Linked DNA regions of Homo sapiens: region 2 is linked to region 1. A link is a loop called in an ENCODE intact Hi-C map of the cell type or tissue named here. Cell type or tissue: heart left ventricle. All regions are shown on one strand. Each heading gives the region's core, and the rest is flanking DNA. Links, peaks and the distances in the headings are about the cores only.

What was found. Peaks named below come from ENCODE experiments on the same cell type or tissue, not always from the same donor. Only the 100,000 strongest peaks of a DNase experiment are listed, where the experiment ranks them.
Region 2: it touches region 1 in a loop (2.0-fold over the local background); 31 of 110 quality-filtered maps call a loop at or near these places.

What each region holds. Positions count from the first base shown.
Region 1 is chr2:197,407,628-197,416,499 of GRCh38, reverse strand. It overlaps SF3B1 (splicing factor 3b subunit 1), which reads left to right. Exons shown (of 25, transcript NM_012433.4): 7 at 6,493-6,730; 8 at 7,919-8,131; 9 at 8,381-8,502. Among named protein-coding and RNA genes, the nearest start is that of SF3B1, 23 kb to the left of the region's middle. In heart left ventricle, for the core only: no CTCF peak of the experiment used is centred there; no DNase peak of the experiment used is centred there.
Region 2 is chr2:197,470,832-197,480,064 of GRCh38, reverse strand. COQ10B (coenzyme Q10B) reads right to left here. Exons shown (of 5, transcript NM_025147.5): 5 at 4,755-6,308. The coding sequence ends at 6,141. It overlaps LOC124907951 (a long non-coding RNA gene), which reads left to right and starts at 7,024. Exons shown (of 2, transcript XR_007087903.1): 1 at 7,024-7,224. In heart left ventricle, for the core only: no CTCF peak of the experiment used is centred there; no DNase peak of the experiment used is centred there.

The DNA of each region.
Region 1 (8,872 bases), core at 5-2,504:
GTTGTCCATGCTCTTCCTATGAGGACATCAGTCTTACTAGATTAGGGCCCCACCCTCATGACCCCATTTGACCTTAATTTACCTCCCTAAAGGCCCAGTCTCCAAATACAGTCACACTGGGGGTTAGGACTTCAACATACAGATTTTGAGGGGCATGCAATTTAGTCCATATTATGGAATAAGGAAAGTTCTTTTTAGAATATTAAATACAGACCTGTAGGTATGTTACATTGTGGAGGTTGAGTATGATATAGTGGTCTTCCTTATCTTCTGGATAGATAACTTAAGCCCCTCACTACTGGCAGCAAATAGTCAATGCTACTCCTTTCTCTTGGCCAGTCTACTCTCCTACCTTTTTTTTTTTTTAAACATTTGTTTTGGAGGCTGAATGCATTGGCTCATGCCTATAATCTCAGCACTTTGGGGGTCCAGGTGGGAGGATTGGTTGAGCTCAAGGAGTTTGAGACCAGCTTGGGCAACAGAGGGAGACCCTGTCTTTACAAAAAAAAAAAAAAAAATTAGCTGGGCATAGTGGTGCATGCCTGTAGTCCCAGCTACTGGGGTATGGGGGGTGGTGGGGGCTGAGGTGGGAGGATCCCTTGATCCCCGGAGGTAGAGGTTGCAGTGAGCTATGATCATGCCGCTGCATTCCAGCCTGGTGACAGAGTAAGACCCTGTCTCAAAAAAACAAAACGATGGCATCTGTAAAATCTTTCTTAGAAATGTATTTCCTAGTTCTGTAGAAATGGTTGTATTAGATGTTTTCTATCATTTAATAATATACTTGCAGACTAAAAGATATAAGTGCTGCATAAAAGTAGCTAATTATGTTAAACTGTCATATGTGCCTTTATTATGTTTGTCATTATCCTGAATAGAAAGGTCTTTAAAATTGATTTTTTAGAAAGCACTTGAAAATATTTAATCATTGCTAGAAAAATAAAGCGGCTGGGTGCGGTGGCTCACGCTTGTAATCCCAGCATTTTGGGAGGCCAAGGCAGGCGGATCTTGAGGTCAGGAGTTCAAGACCAGCCTGGCCAACGTAGTGAAACCCTGTCTCTACTAAAAATACAAAAAAAATTAGCTGGGCATGGTGGCGTGTGCCTGTAGTACCAGCTACTTGGGAGGCTGAGACAGGAGAATCACTTGAACCTGGGAGGTGGAGGTTGTAGTGAGCTGAGATTACGCCAATGTGTTCCAGCTTGGGCAACAGAGTGAGACTTTGTCTCAAAATAAATAAATAAATAATTAAAGCTACTCTTTTGCTTATGCACCATTTCCCTTCCCCTCTTGGAGACTCTCATCATGTACCATTAATTTTTTTCTCCATACTAGATTATCAGCACCAGCAAACATGTTTTATCGTGCTTTGTCTTAATAACAGCAACAAAAAACCTGCAGAAAACATCTCTTAACCCCATTCACATCCGCATTCAGCTACAATCCTGTTTCTATATCTTTTTAGAACAAAGTGCTTTGTTCTTTGTTTTTTTCTTGAGGTAGGGTCTCATTCTGTTGCCAAGGTTGGAGTGCAGGGGCGCAATAATAGCTCACTGCAGCCTCCACCTCCTGGGCTCAAATGATCTTCCCACCTCAACCCCCCAAGTAGATGGGACTATAGACACGTACCACCATGCCTGGCTAGTTTTTTATTTTTTTGTAGAAACGGGTCTCACCATGTTGTCCAGGCTGATCTCAAACTCCTGGGCTTAAGCAGTCCATCTGCCTCAGCCTTGCAAAGTGCTGGGATTACAGGCATGAGCCACAGATGCCTTGAATGAGTTGTTTGTACTTGCTTTCCCTGCTTACATAGTTCTAGTCTTATGTAATTTCTAGTCTTTTTATGTAGTTCTAGTCTATTCCACCTAAAATCTCTTGTCAAGGTCACTTGGCCCCTAATTGATAAATTTAAAAAGTGTATTTTCATTTCTCACATGATTTAGCATACCAAGAATATTTGACATTTCTTCATACCCTTTTCTCTCTCAGTCTCTGGGTTTTAGTCTTTCTTGCTTCCCCTCAAAATCTCAGTGGCTACTACTCCTTAGTCTTGTTTGCTGGATCCTCATTCTTCTTACCTCTGAACTTTGGGGTGTTATAGTAGTGCTGAGTCTTTTGGATTCTTTTCCATCTGTGCTCAATCCCTAGGATCTCATTCTTGTCTTTATGTACCGTTTGTATAAGATAGCTGCCAAACTTACAAATCTGTCCTCTGCTTCTGTTCCGCAGACTTGCGTATTTGTTCAGCTTGACGTATTTATTTGGCTGTTCAATGGGCATTTCAAAATCAGTATTTCTAAAAGAAAATTATTGATTTTCTTCGCATACATGTCTTCTCAGTCCTGCTCCCCTGGTCTTTCCTGTGTCTGTTTGGCTCAAGCAAAACATTAAGGGCTGGGCAGAGTGGCTCAGGCCTGTAATCCCAGCACTTTGGGAGGCCAAGGTGGGTGGATCATTTGAGGTCAGGCGTTCAAGACCAGCTTGGCCAACATGGTGAAAACCCCGACTCTAGTTAAAATACAAAAATTAGCCCGGCATGTTGGCGGGCACCTGTAATCCCAGCTACTTGGGAGGCTGAGGCAGGAGAATCACTTGAACCCGGGAGGTGGAGGTTGCAGTGAGAGGAGATCGTGCCACTGCACTTCAGTCTTGCGACACAGCGAGACTCTGTCTCAAAAAAAAAAACAAAACAAAACAAGAACAACAATAACAAAAAAACATTTAGGGAGTCATCCTATACTCCTTATTCTCTTACCCCATATCCTACCCATATACATTTTCTTGGCATCACCTTTAAATATATTAAAGAGCTAGCCACTTTTCATGATCTCTGCCTCTACCATCCTAGTCTAAATCACTATTAGCTCTAGCCTAGACTGCTATAGATTTAATTTATAAACCAAGAAAAAACCTATCAGATCATGCAGTATTTCCCCAAACCCAGAACAGGGATATATAAAACCTAATACATAATTTCTAAACAATTTAGTTTAAGGTGAGGACTTCTCATTTGCTTGGTTATATGTAGGAGGGATTTGGTTCTGTTCAATATAAGTAACTACTAGCTTTATTTTTAATTTTAATTTTAATTTTTGAGACAGAGTCTTGCTCTGTCACCCATGGGTAGCTGGAGTGCATTGGTGCAATCTCAGCTCATTGCAATCTCCGCCTCCCAGACTCAAGTGACTCTTGTGCCTCAGCCTCCCAAGTAGCTGGGATTACAGGCATGTGCCATCACGCCCAGCTAATTTTTGTATTTTTAGTAGAGACAGGGTTTCTCCATGTTGGCCAGGCTGGTCTTGAACCCCTGGCCTCAAGTGATCCCCCCACCTTGGCCTCCCAAAGTGGTGGGATTACAGTTATGAGCCACCATGTCCAGCCAAGTAACTAGTAACTTTAATTCTATGGATGACATTCAGTACTAAGTTTGAGAAAGAGAAAGAAGTTTGTCCTCCTGTTAATTGTTTAACTGTATGCACATAACTAGACACAAGAGCTGATATCTTTTTTTTTTTTTTTTTTTTTTTTTGAGACAACAGTCTTGCTCTGTCACCCAGACTAGAGTGATGATTTTGGTCCCCTGCAACCTCCACCTCCCAGGTTCAAGTGATTCTCCTGCCTCACCCTCCCAAGTAGCTGGGATTACAGGTGCCTGCCACCACGCCTGGCTAACTTTTAGTAGAGACAGGGTTTCGCAGTGTTGGCCAGGCTGGTGTCAAACTCCCAACCTCAGGTGACCCACCCGCCTTGGCCTCCCAAGGTGCTGGGATTACACGTGTGAGCCACTGCGCCTGGCATGAGAGCTGATATGCTGATATCTTTCTTATAAAAACTACAGAGACTCGGCCAGACGCGGTGGCTCACGCCTGTAATCCCAGCACTTTGGGAGGCCAAGCGGGCAGATCACCTGAGGTCGAGAGGTTGAGACCATCCTGGCCAACATGGTGAAACCCCGTCTCTACTAAAAATACAAAAAATTAGCCAGGTGTGGTGGCAGGCACCTGTAATCCCAGCTACTCAGGAGGCTGAGGCAGGAGAATCGCTTGAACCCGGGAGACAGAGGTTGCAGGGAGCCGAGACTGCGCCATTGGACTCTGGCCTGGGTGACAGAGTGAGACTCTGTCTCAAATAAATAAATAAATAAATAAATAAATAAATTAAATCAGAGACTCAGACTTTTTTAAAAATTCTGTTCATTTAATACAACTGTACCCTAGTCATAATTGTAGGAATTACAATAGATAATAGAATTCATTTCCCACCTTTCCTTATAATTCAGCAGGAGGGACAGATGCCAGAATGGAGATTTTAAACAATTTGTGTGCTTTATTTACCTAATCCAGAATTTTTCAACCCTGAGTAATAGTAAAATCTTTTTTTTTTTTTTTTTTTGAGACAGAGTCTCACTCTCACCCAGGCTGGAGTGCAGTGGCGTGATCTTGGCTTGTTGCAACCTCCGCCTCCTGGGTTTAGGCAATTCTCATGCCTCACCCTCCTGAGTAGCTGGAATTACAGGTGTGCACCACCACACCCAGCTATTTTTATTTATTTTTATTTTTTATTTTTAGTAGAGATGGGCTTTTGCCATGTTGGCCAGGCTGGTCTCAACTCCTGGCCTCAATTGATCTGCCTGCCTGGCCTCCCAAAGTGCTGGGATTACAGGCATGAACCACCATGCCCAGCCCTGAGTAGTATGTTTTTAAGGGAAAAACTATTGAGTCTTAAACTTGTTTAATGGTACCATGCAAATTTGCAAACATAAAGGTAGATGAAGTCCTTGTGTCTATAAGAGCTCCCAACTTTCCCAACTTTTTTTCTTTTTTTTTTTGAGACGGGGTCTCACTCTGTCGCTCAGCCTGGAGTGCAGTGGTGCTATCTCGGCTCACTGCAAACTCTGCCTCCCGGGTTCACACCATTCTCCTGCCTCAGCCTCCCGAGTAGCTGGGACTACAGGCACCCGCTACAACGCCTGGCTGATTTTTTTTGTATTAGTAGAGACGGGGTTTCACCATGTTAGCCAGGATGGTCTCTATCTCCTGACCTTGTGATCCGCCCGCCTCGGCCTCTCAAAGTGCTGGGATTACGGGTGTGAGCCACCGCACCCGGCCAAGAGCTCCCAACTTTAAAACAAATATATAAAGTACATTACACATCCTGTGGAATACTTACGAGGCAGTATATAAGTACAAATTTTGTTTTCTTTACACTCAACTCTATGCTACTTTGATATGATACTATCTTTATTGGTGGAGATTCTTTTGCTATTACATGCAGTCAGTTGTCCAACTATTACTCTCTGTTTGAACTACTGTGGAACCCTTGATGTTACTTAAACCCACCTCTCAGCCTGGGCAGCATAGTAAGACTCTTATCTCTCCAAGAAATAAAAAATTAACTGGGTGTGGTGGTGTGCGCCTGTATGTAGTCTCAGCTACTCAGGAGGCTGACATGGGAGGATCACTTGAGCTTGGTAGGTGGAGACTGCAGTGAGCCGTGATTGTGCCACTGCACTCAACCTGGGCGACAGAGTGAGACCCTGTGTCAAAAAACAAATGAAAATCCACCTCTCATCTTTTTTCATTAATCTTGCCAGCATCAGCTAGGGTAATATTATTTGGTACACATGTAACTGTACATACAAACTGATCTCAAGATTGAAATCATGTGACGGTATCTGGTTATAATTACATAGGTGGGGCCTGGTGCGGTGGCTCACGCCTGTAATCCCAGCACTTTGGGAGGCCAAGGTGGGTGGATCACGAGGTCAGGAGTTCGAGACCAGCCTGACCAACGTGGAGAAACCCTGTTTCTACTAAAAATACAAAAATTAGCCCGGCGTGGTGGCAGGCACCTGTAACCCCAGCTACTCAGGAGGCTGAGGCTGGAGAATCACTTGAACCCGGGAGGCAGAGGTTGCTGTGAGCCAAGATCATGCCCCGGCACTCCAGCCTGGGTGACAGAGCGAGACTCTGTCTCAAAAAAAAAAAAAAAAAAAAAATTACATAGGTGATCTAAAGCATGTTTATATTAATTAAACACACACAATTAAACAAAACATCAACAGGACTATTTTCTTAGAACACACGAATTCCTTCTCCCCTAAATATGTGTCTCTAAGCCCCACTTTGAGAAGTACTAATGTAATTAGAGCTGAAAGCCTTCGATTACTGATCTAGATAGAGAAACCTCAGTGATTTCCCCCAGTCACAGAGCTATTAATGGCATATCAAAGATTCATATCGATAATATTTTGTTTTTTTAAGCTGGGACTTTTGTCAGTGCTTCGGATTGAAACTTTACATTGTTTTTAATCATAAACATTTGCTAGAAAGTAGGTATCTTTTCCTATAAGTAGAGGTAGTGTCTTCTAACTTTTCATTAATTATAGTGCATAGAACTAAAACATTTTTCGTTTAAAGTTTTTTATTTTATGGAAATTTTCTAATTATTTCTGTGTGGGTGTGTGAAATAAAATTTTTTTGCTTTTTTAAGACCCCTGGGCATACTCCTTCCTTAAGATGGGATGAGACACCAGGTCGTGCAAAGGGAAGCGAGACTCCTGGAGCAACCCCAGGCTCAAAAATATGGGATCCTACACCTAGCCACACACCAGCGGGAGCTGCTACTCCTGGACGAGGTGATACACCAGGCCATGCGACACCAGGCCATGGAGGCGCAACTTCCAGTGCTCGTAAAAACAGATGGGATGAAACCCCCAAAACAGAGAGAGGTACTTCTAGTGGAGTATGGGTGTGTGGGTGAAATGTTGAGTGATATGTTTACAGACTGAAATGTGTTCTGTTTATTCCTGGGTGGACACGTATAAATAACCAGCTGCTTTTGGGGGACAGATTAAGAATAGAACAGTTCATATGCCTAATTTTTTCCACTTCTTGAAGTGGTTTAAGATTTAAGGAAGAACCTTAGGTAAAAGTAAAGTTAGTAGGCTGTAACCTTTGATTTTGTGTGTTTCTTTAGAGATAGGGTCTTGCTCACTGTAGCCTTGACATCCTAGGCTCAAGTGATCTTCCCACCTCAGCCTTCTTAGTAGCTGAGACTATAGGGGCATGCCACCATGCCTGGCTAATTTTTTTTTTTTGAGATGGAGTTTTGCTCTTGTTGTCCAGACTGGAATGCAATGGCGCGATCTCAGCTCACTGCAACCTCCACCTCCCGGATTCAGGCGATTCTCCTGCCTCAGCCTTCCTGAGTAGCTGGGATTACAGGCATGCGCCACCAAGCCCGGCTAATTTTGTATTTTTAGTAGAGACGGGGTTTCTCTATGCTGGTCAGGCGGGTCTCGAACTCCCGACCTCAGATGATCTGCCCCCCTCGGCCTTCTGAAATGCTGGGATTACAGGCATGAGCCACCGCTTCCGGCCCCTGGCTAATTTTTAAATTTTTTGTAGAGACAATGTCTTGCTTCATTGCCCAGCCTGGTGTTGAACTCCTGGTTTCAAGTGATCTGCCAAAGTGTTGGAATTACAGGCATGAACCACTGTGCCTGACTTACCCTTTGTTTTTTATTATGGAAAAATGTACATAACATCAAATTTACTTTTTTTGTTGTTGTTGTTGAGATGGAGTCTTGCTCTGTCACCCAAGCTAGAGTGCAGTGGTGCGCTCTCGGCTGACTGCAACCTCTGCCTCCCCAGTTCAAGTGATTCTTTTGCTTCAGCCTCCTGAGTAGCTGGGATTACAAGCGCCCACCACCACACCTGGCTACTTTTTGTATTTTTAGTAGAGACAGAGTTTCATCATGTTGATCAGGCTGGTCTCAAACAACTTTAAATGGGTCACCATTTTAGGAATATTCTATTTTAGAACTTGATAGTTTTGAGTATAACTGTTTGAGAATAAAGAATATTATTTTAACAGTGATTAAAATTGTGGTTTTACTCACTCTTTCTTTTTAAAGATACTCCTGGGCATGGAAGTGGATGGGCTGAGACTCCTCGAACAGATCGAGGTGGAGATTCTATTGGTGAAACACCGACTCCTGGAGCCAGTAAAAGAAAATCACGGTGGGATGAAACACCAGCTAGTCAGATGGGTGGAAGCACTCCAGTTCTGACCCCTGGAAAGACACCAATTGGCACACCAGCCATGAACATGGCTACCCCTACTCCAGGTAGAACTGTCTCATTGGACATAATTGTTTTTTTCTCCATAAATTATTTAATTTTTTCCTTTGTGGTATTCTGTGTACTATTAATGTCAACTTCTAGTAAGAATAAGGAGATATACAAATTTAAGTCTTGGTTTGCGTTTATAATATAAAAGCAAATAATAGGATTGATCTTAACTGTCTTTTATCTCAATGTATGTAATAATACAGTCTTGTACTATAGATTATATAAAAATTTGCTTTTCTTGGTAGGTCACATAATGAGTATGACTCCTGAACAGCTTCAGGCTTGGCGGTGGGAAAGAGAAATTGATGAGAGAAATCGCCCACTTTCTGATGAGGAATTAGATGCTATGTTCCCAGAAGGATATAAGGTAGTACATCAAATTTGAATGAGGTGGTATTTAGGATATACATTTATTTTAAATAGTGAAAAAAATTGATTAAGCTTGCATTGGCTTTGCCCAAATTTACTATTGTCATTCCATTCTCTTAGCTATTTCCAGGTATATTTCAGTTCCATATAGAGATGAAAAGAAATGAACAACATGAAACTTTTATTACTTTTTGAAAGACATCTCAAAGACTTGTGTATGGGTCTATCGGTTATACTTTGAGAACTGCTGGTGCTTCAGTTTTCTAGCAGTCCCAGGAATAAGCTCGTTGAGATTGTGGTTATTTTACTTGGTGCTTCACCAAGATTTTATATACTTAAGTTTATGGATTGTCAGTGGACACAAAGAA
Region 2 (9,233 bases), core at 3,516-6,015, 60 kb before region 1:
TCTTTTCCCTTTCCTGATGATTGAATTTACAAAAGAAAGTAGGCAGCTCAGAAGGCCCTGGAAGTGAGGAGTAGGGGCAAGGATCATCAGTGACTAGTTAGGGAGGATGAGGGTTGTTTTTTGCCAACAGCCTAAGTAGAGTAATCTGGATTATCTGGCACCCTCCTGGATGGAACCCTAGAGTTCCTCCTGTGTGAAAGGGTCCCTGGATTTTCCCCAGCCCCCACCCGTCTCTACCTTCAGCCATGTTGATGGCAGAGAAGGTAAGAACTTACAGCCTGTTTCTCACTGGAGAGTGAAACTGGCCATCTGGCTTACGTTCATAGTACATTATCTTTACTATGTGCCAGGATATCACACTTAAAAAGGCCACACACAAAAAATGTAAAATACTTGAACAAGCTTGTATTATAATATTAATATTATTGAGAGTATCTGCTTTCTGGGCTGATGTGATTCATTCATTATTCCAGTCTGGCTTTAATCCTTTGTAATTTGTAGTAATTATGCTTTTCTTTCTTTCTTTTTTTTTTTTTTTTTTTTTTTTGAGACGGAGTCTTGTTCTTTGTCGCCCAGGCTGGAGTGCAGTGGCACAATCTCGGCTCACTGCAACCTCCGCCTCCCGGGTTCAAGTGATTCTCCTGCCTCAGCCTCCTGAGTAGCTAGGATTACAGGCCCCCACCACCATGCCTGGCTATTTTTGTATTTTTAGTCGAGATGGGGTTTCACCATGTTGGCCAGACTGGTCTCAAACTCATGACCTCAGGTGATCCGCCTACTGCAGCCTCCCAAAGTGCTGGGATTATGGGTGTGAGCCACCGTGTCTGCCCATGCTTTTCTTAATACAAAAAAAGAAAGTATAAAAATAAAAACTTGAGTCCGGGTGCTGTGGCTCACACCTGTAATCCCAGCACTTTGGGAGGCTGAGTGGGCGGATCACAAGGTCAGGAGTTCAAGACCAGCCTGACCAACGTGGTGAAACCCCATCTCTATTAAAAATACAAAAAAATTAGCTGGGCATGGTGGTGGGCACCTGTAATCCCAGCTACTGGTGAGGCAGGAGAATCGCTTGAACCCGCGAGGCGGAGGCTGCAGTGAGCCGAGATTGCGCCACTGCACTCCAGCCTGGGTGACAGAGTGAGACTCTGTCTCAAAAAAAAAAAAAAAATTTACTCTCACTAGCCCTTTCTCAGGAAGCCACTAGTGGATTTGCCCCAGCATTTTGAGAGAGCACATCAAAATAAGAGGAAGCCAAAAATTCAGGAAATAGCAGGTCCCAAAGAGGAAAGAGGAAGGGAAGTCCCAGGATGATTGCAAGGAAGCCCTGCAATTATAGCTGTGCAACATCCTGGAGAGCAACCAGTTCAGACTGGGGCAGAAGGGCGGCTGCAAGTAACCACTGATACCAGACTAAAAGTGAATTCAACACTAGATGTCTGTTATCTCACATAACCAAAAGTGCAAAGTTGGCAACTACAGGGTTGGTTCATTCACCCTTAATGATGTTAGAACTCTGAGTTGGCTTCTCTGAATTACCTTGGCTCTTCCTCATAGCGAAAAGATGGCAGATGTAGCTACAAACTTCATGTTCTCAAATCAGGTAAAAATAAGGAGAATTTCTCTTCGAAGGATCCTCCCACAAAGAGAAAAATCTTATCTAACAGCCCCATCCCACCAGTCTTCCACTCAGATTCCACTGGCCAGATGCCATTTTCAAAAAGTTTATAGACATGATATTGTTTTCCCCCTTATTATATGTAAAGCATAGATGCCAAGTTTTAAGTCTACAATGCCTCTAAGAGTTCTACTTTATCTACTGTTCACTGCAAATCTTGCCCTTAGGTCAAAACAAGCTTGATGTTGCTTTGTAACACATACTACAAATCCCGCCCCTTAGTTGCCTAAGGTATATAAGCCCTGGGACCATGATGATCCATCAGGGGATCCACCATCTTATCTTGCAGCCGCCCCGAAACATGGCTTCTGCTCCTGTGTGTAGGTCCCTATTAAATGTTTCTTTCTGAGAAACTGGATTTGTCCACCTTTCTTCTGCCTCTCAGTTTCCTCAGCTTTTGTGGCTAGGTTTGCATAGACCTGCCCACCACAGAATCAGAAGTCATGGCCTCAAGACTGTTGGGCTAGATAAAGCAAACAAGAGAGCATAGATATTAGAGCCAGAATGTGTGGGGTTTTCATCCTGTCTTTACCAGTCACTGTGACCTTAGAAAAGTTACTTAACCTCTCTTTATAAAACTTTTTCTATGTAAAATGAGGATAATAGTATCTACCTCAAAAAGTTATGATTAAATGTTTACAAGGCATTTTAAACTGCCTGGCATCTAGTGCTATGTAAGTGTGCAAAACAAAATAATTTTGTTAAATGCCTAAAAACTTGAGCCTTGAAAACTGAGGTGGTCAGTCCCATGAAATTCCAGAGGTCTATATATCACGATCTTATGAACTCTTTCTCTTATAAACAGGGGAGGAAAAATAAAAGGAGAGTATCGTAAAATTGCCCTCAGAAAAACTCCTGACCAGGTCTATCTCCTTCTTGGAAGGTCTGAGCTTAGAATGCTGTTACGCAGAATCAGATGGACTCCAGATATATAAACTCTGACACTCTAAACTTGGCCTTAAGTACCTGCAAAGACCCAAGATCCATTTGTTAACACTCAAATGATCACTGTGTTTGTTGTATAAAGGGAACACTGGAGTTAACTATTAGAACACTACTAGAACCATTTTTGTCTCTTTTTGGAGATAAAGTCTCATTCTGTTGCCCAGGCTGAGACGCAGTGGCATGATCACGGGTCGCTGCAGCCTCGACCTCCTAGGCTCAAGCTATCCTCCTGCCTCAGCCTCCTGAGTAGCGGGGACTATAGGCACATACCACCACACCTGGATAATTTTAGTACTAATTTCTAGAATTTGAGAGACATAGGCAACTGAGTTTAGCCCCAAGTTTACAACTTCCTTAAAATTTAACATAAACCAATGAGCACCCTCGCAAAGGGGAAATGAGTTTTTGTATTTTTTGTAGAGATGGGGCTTCATCATGTTGCCAGTCTGGTCTCAAATTCCTGGGCTCAAGCAATCCACCCACTTCAGCCTCCTAAAGTGCTGGGAATACAGGTGTGAGCCACTGTACCTGGCTGGCATTTGTAAAAGGAGTGATAAAGTATGGGTTCCTATTTCCATCAAAAGAGAATACAGGCATGACATGGTGGCTAAGGCCTGCAATCCCAACACTTTGGGAGGCTGAGGCAGGAGGAGTGCTCGAGCCCAGAAGTTTGAGACCAGCCTGGGCAACAAAGGGAGCTCTGTCTCTAAAAATAAATAAATAAATAAATAATTTTTTAAAAAAGAGAATACAGTACATGGAGATAATAAAATGTCTGAGTCTTATTTTTAAAAAGCTTTAAATGACTTTGCCATTTTAAAAAAACTTTGTGGCCGGGTGCAGTAGCTCACGCCTATAATCCCAACACCCTGGGAGGCCAAGGCCGGCAGATCATTTAAGGTCAGGAGTTCAAGACCAGCCTGGGAAACATGGTGAAACCGTCTCCACTAAAAAATACAAAAATTAGCCGATGTGGTGGTGCGCGCTGATACTCTCCAGCTACTTGAGAGGCTGAAGCAGGAGAATCACTTGAACCTGGGAGGCGGAGGTTGCAGTGAGCCGAGATTGTGCCACTGCACTCCAGCCTGGACAACAGAGTTGAGACTCTGTCTCAAAAAAACAAAAAACAAAACGAAACAACAAAAAAAAGTTTTTTGTTTTTTGTTTTTTTTTTGAGGTGGAATCTTCCTCTGTCGCCAGGCTGGAATACAGTGATGTGATGTCTGCTCACTGCAACCTCCGCCTCCTGGGTTCAAGTGATTCTCCTGCCTCAGCCTCCCGAGTAGCTGGGACTACAGGCGCACGCCACCACACCCAGCTAATTTTTGTATTTTTAGTAGAGACAGGGTTTCACCATGTTGGCCAGGATGGTCTCAATCTCTTGACCCCGTGATCTGCCTGCCTCAGCCTCCCAAAGTGCTGGGATTGCAGGCATGAGCCAGCGTGCCCAGCCAAAAAAAAAAAAAAAACTTTGTTATTTAAAAAGCTACATTGGTACACTGGCCAGGGACAGTGGCTCACGCCTGTAATGCCAGCACTTAGGAAGGCTGAGGCAGGCAGATCACCTGAGGTTGGGAGTTTGAGGCCAGCCTCATCAACACGGAGAAACCCCGTTTCTACTAAAAATACAAAATTAGCCAGGTGTGGTGGTGCATGCCTGTAATCCCAGCTACTCAGGAGGCTGAGGCAGGAGAATTGCTTGAACGTGGGAGGCAGAGGATGCGGTGAGCTGAGATCGCGTCATTGCACTCCAGCCTGGGCAACAAAAGCGAAACTCCGTCTCAAGAAAAGAAAAAAAAAAAAGGTATATAACTATATACAAACTACTTATGCTCTTGGCAAATACCTCATCTGTAAGTGGAAAGATACTGCTTACCTTGTGTGAGAGCACAACCTGGCTCCTCATGAGTAGAGGCTGATATGAATCCTTCATCACTCTATACCCAGTGTCTGATTGAAAGCAGGTGCTCAAAACAGATTTATTAAACAAATTAATACCCATATATATACTTATGTAGAGAACTAATTACTGAGGTCCCTTGTTGACCTGAGGAAACAAAGTTAATAGCACTATCACTGGAAGTTTAATGCCAGAGGGTTGTTGGTATGTAGTGAAAGGAGGACAGGAGATCAATGACTGGTTAAAAGAAAACTGAATTTTGCTTATATTTGTTAAAGTCTGTTTCTTCATAGAAATAGATATTTTAGATATCTTCATAGATATTTTTAAGACATGAAATGCTGTAACACTTTACTATGTCTATGCAAATACACATTTAAACAATATAGGAAGATTTCAATAACCAAACTAACTGTACAAAAAATAAACAAATTAACTTTATTACATTGCTACTTCAACTTCAGTCCTTACATTGATTTGTTTTTTAAAAAATACCAGTTTGAAACACATTACTGAAAGTGAGTGTACACAATAAATAGAAAATAGGGATGCATAGTGCTGGAGACATTCAACCAACTTATCTTCATCTGTTGCCTACTGTTGTAGACAAAATTTGACACACAATTAGCATTACTGAAAGAGCAGCCAAACTACCTCGGAGAAAGTGGCAAACTACTGGAAAAGTAGCTTAAAGCTCTGGACCACTCACCAAAAAAAAAAAAAAAAAGAAGAAAATACACTGTTTATCTGGGAGCTAGCCTCATTATGGCAATGAATTTATCTACTAGTCATAAGAACAATTTTTAAAATATCAAAAGTCCCAGGGAACCTTCACTAACAGTTTTTGTTTTTGTTTTTGGAGACAGAGTCTCCCTCTGTTGCCCAGGCTGGAGTGCAGCAGGGCGATCTTGGCTAACTGCAACCTCCGCCTCCCGGGTTCAAGCGATTCTTGTGCCTCAGCCTCCCAAGTAACTGGGATTACAGGTGTGTGCCACCACGCCCAGCTAATTTTTGTATTTTTAGTAGAGATGGGGTTTCGCCATGTTGACCAGGCTGGTCTAGAACTCCTGACCTCAACTGATCTGCCCACCTCAGCTTCCCCAAGTGCTGGGATTACAGGTGTGAGCCACTGTGCCCAGCCCAAAGTTTTTACTTTAAATATATGATTACTCAAATATCCTAAGCCATACGGCAGGCCCTATAACAATAAGTTACAAATAGTCTGAATTTAATAACTTAAGTGTGATATGGTTAATATAATACATACTGTGTGAATATCTTAACTAACCTCTTTCAGGTAAGGTGATAATTAAAAGGTTTAAATTTACAGTTTCAACTTCTGCTCAGAAGAATCATGCCAGTATTCTAGCAATGGTGATGACATCCCATTATTGTAATGCAGAACATGATAATGTCCATATTATTTTGAATTATACTTGAAGAAATAATTCTATGTACAAGTGAGTCTATATTCTATGTGCAAATTTTCAATGGTGCAGGTTTATAACCAAAGCTGCGTTTAACAAATGCTTTCTGGCTTCTGAAAACATGTCATGAAAATACTTCCTAAAAGTGAACAAACTAAAGTCAGAAGCAGGTGGCACCAGTTCTTTTTTGCCTTTATGTGTGATGGACTTCATGAAGCATTAACTCCCGAGGTATATTTGTTTCTGGACCATACAGCTTACATGCTCTTCTTTCAAAGGCAGCTACCATCTGCTTCACAACTTCATCAAAAAAGAGTGTGGCAAGCTGGGAATGTAGAAGTGATCGAAATTCAAAAGAAATCTGTAGGAAAATATTGAAAATTATTTTAGAAAAAATTATTTTTTGCTTTTTTTTTTTTTTTGGTTTTCCTGGAGAGGGACTCTCGCTTTGTTGCCCAGGTTGGAGTGCAGTGGCACAATTGCGGCTCACTGCAGCCTCAACCTCCTGGACTCAAGCAATCCTCCCACCTCTGTCTCCCAAGTAGCTGGTACTACAGGCATATGCCACCACATGTGGCTAATTTGTGTGTGTGTGTGTGTATATATATACGTATATATATACGTATATACATATATATACGTGTATATATACATATATATATATGTATATATGTGTATATATATATATATATATATATATATTTTTTTTTTTTTTGTGGGGGGGGGCGTAGAGAAGGGGTTTTGCCATGTTGCCCAGGCTGATCTCAAACTCCTGGGCTAATGCAATTCTGCCCACTTCAGCCTCCCAAAGTGTTGGGATTATGGGCATGAGCCACTGTGCCCAGCCAGAAAGATTTTTTTTAAACTAAATCTCCACTTAGGACAGTGGTGTTCACACTATGAACTGGGTATCTAAGGTAGAATTGTGTGGATGTATGTAGGTGGGATTTTTAGCACCCCCACAAAAGAGGGAATCTTCTTTTACTGCAACAAGCACAATTGCTGGCACAATAAGCTTACATAAAGAAGGCCAATGAAATCTCATTTCAAGGGAAAAAGTCTGTTTCTTAATAAGAGAAGACTGGAAAAAACCTTTGCTGAATACATTAATCACTATGCCTTCTTATTAATGTGTCCCTTTTAGATCCATCCTATCCCACAAAAGGAAATAAGGAAGGAAAGTGATCCTTCTCATAGGTATCACTGAGAAGCACCAGCAGGAAGAGGAGGCTGGAAGTGTGCATGCACATGTGTGCCTAACCCACAGGGCAGATGGTGTAAGTGGTTTAATCTTTCTTTTTTTTTTTTTTTTTTTTTGAGATGGAGCCTTGCTCTGTCGCCCAGGCTGGAAATGGCCCAACCTCGGCTCAAATGCAACCTCTGACTTCTAGGTTCAAGCGATTCTCCTGCCTCAGCCTCCAGAGTAGCTGGGACCACAGGCACCTGCCACCACGTCCAGTTAATTTTTGTATTTTCAGTAGAGACGGGGTTTCACCATGTTGGCCAGGCTGGTCTCAAACTCCTGACCTCAGGTAATCCACCCACCTAGGCCTTGCGAAGTGTTGGGATTACAGGCATGAGCCACTGCGCCCGGCCACGTGGTTCAATCTTAAAGTAGCCAATGATGTGGACAAGCTTGTCCAATCCACCTTATTTTGTAGTTGTTGTTGTTTTGTTTTGTTTTGTTTTAGGCTTTTAACAGCCTGAAGCCATGGGTTTTAGTTTCTGTCTCTAGTGGTTAAGTGGAAAAGAGGGATGAGGAAGAGGCTTTACTGGCCCAACCAGAAACAGAAACTAAGAACCCATGACTGTATTCTCTCCCTTGGATACCCTTTCAGAACTTTATTTATACCCTCTCATTGTTCCATATAGAATTCAAGACAACTGGTTTGAGAACTGTGTTTTAAGGACCAAATATCCTCTAAATATTAAAATGTTTATCTTTCATTACGAAATAATTTCATTTTTGTAAAAAAAAAAAACTACAAAATAATACAAAGAATTCCCATGTACCCATTACCCATATTTCCCTATTTTAATGTCTTCAATAACCATACTGCAATTATCAAAATCAGGAAATTAACAGAGGGAGTTACTACTACTAGATAATAATGCTATTATCTAATTTATATAGACCTTATTCAAATTTTCCCAATTGTCCTTTTTTTTTTTTTTTGAGACAGTGTCTCACTCTGTCACCCAGGTTGGAGTGCAGTGGTACGATCTCAGATCACTGCAACGTCCACTTCCTGGGTTCAAGTGATTCTCCTGGTTCAGCCTTTCAAGTAGCTAGGACTACAGGCATGCACCACCACACCCGGCTAATTTTTGTATTTTTAGTAGAGATGGGGTTTCGCCATGTTGGCCAGGCTGGTCTCAAACTCCTGACCTCAAGTGATCTGCCCGCCTCGGCCTCCCAAATTGCTGGGATTACAGGCGTGAGCCACTGTGCTTGGCCCCAATTGTCCTATTAATGTCTATAATGCTTTAATGAAAATTACTCAAGAGCTGAGAACAGCACACGATAATTTAGTCAAAATTGCCACCATTTCTTAAAATTCAATGCCCAAGTTGCCTGTACAGAGAACAACTCCCATATTACCTGTTGGCAAAGAAAAAGCCACAAATTGCTTTAAGTTTTCTATAACTACGATTATATGAAAAAGAAAGTTACTAGGCTGGGTGCGGTGGCTCACGCCTGTAATCCCAGCACTTTGGGAGGCCAAGGTAGGCAGATCTCCTGAGCCCAGAAGTTCGAGACCAGCCTGGGAAACATGGCAAAACCCCATCCCTACATAGAATACAAAAATAAGCCTGTGTGGTGGTGCATTCCTGTAGTCCCAGCTACTCGGGAGGCTGAGGTGTGAGGATCACTTGAGCCAGGGAAGCAGAGGTTACACTGAGTCAATATCACAGCACTGCACTCCAATCTGGGTGACAAAGTAGCGCCCCATCTCAAAAAAATAAAAAAAGAAAGTTACCAGACTCTAGATGCAAAAAAATGAAAAAAATATATTACCTTATTTCTGCATGTTTTATTTTTAAATTTTTTGAGACAGGGTCTCACTCTGTTGCCCAGGATGGAGTACAGTGATGTGATCATAGTTCACTGCAAGCTCGAACCCTTGGACTCAAGTGATCTGCTCGTCAGCCTTCTCAGCAGCTAGGACTACTGGTGGGCACCACTACACAAGGATAATTTTATTTTTATTTTTATTTGTTTTGAGACAGTTTTGCTCTTGTTGCCCAGGCTGGAGTGCAATGGCACGATCTCGGCTCACTGCAA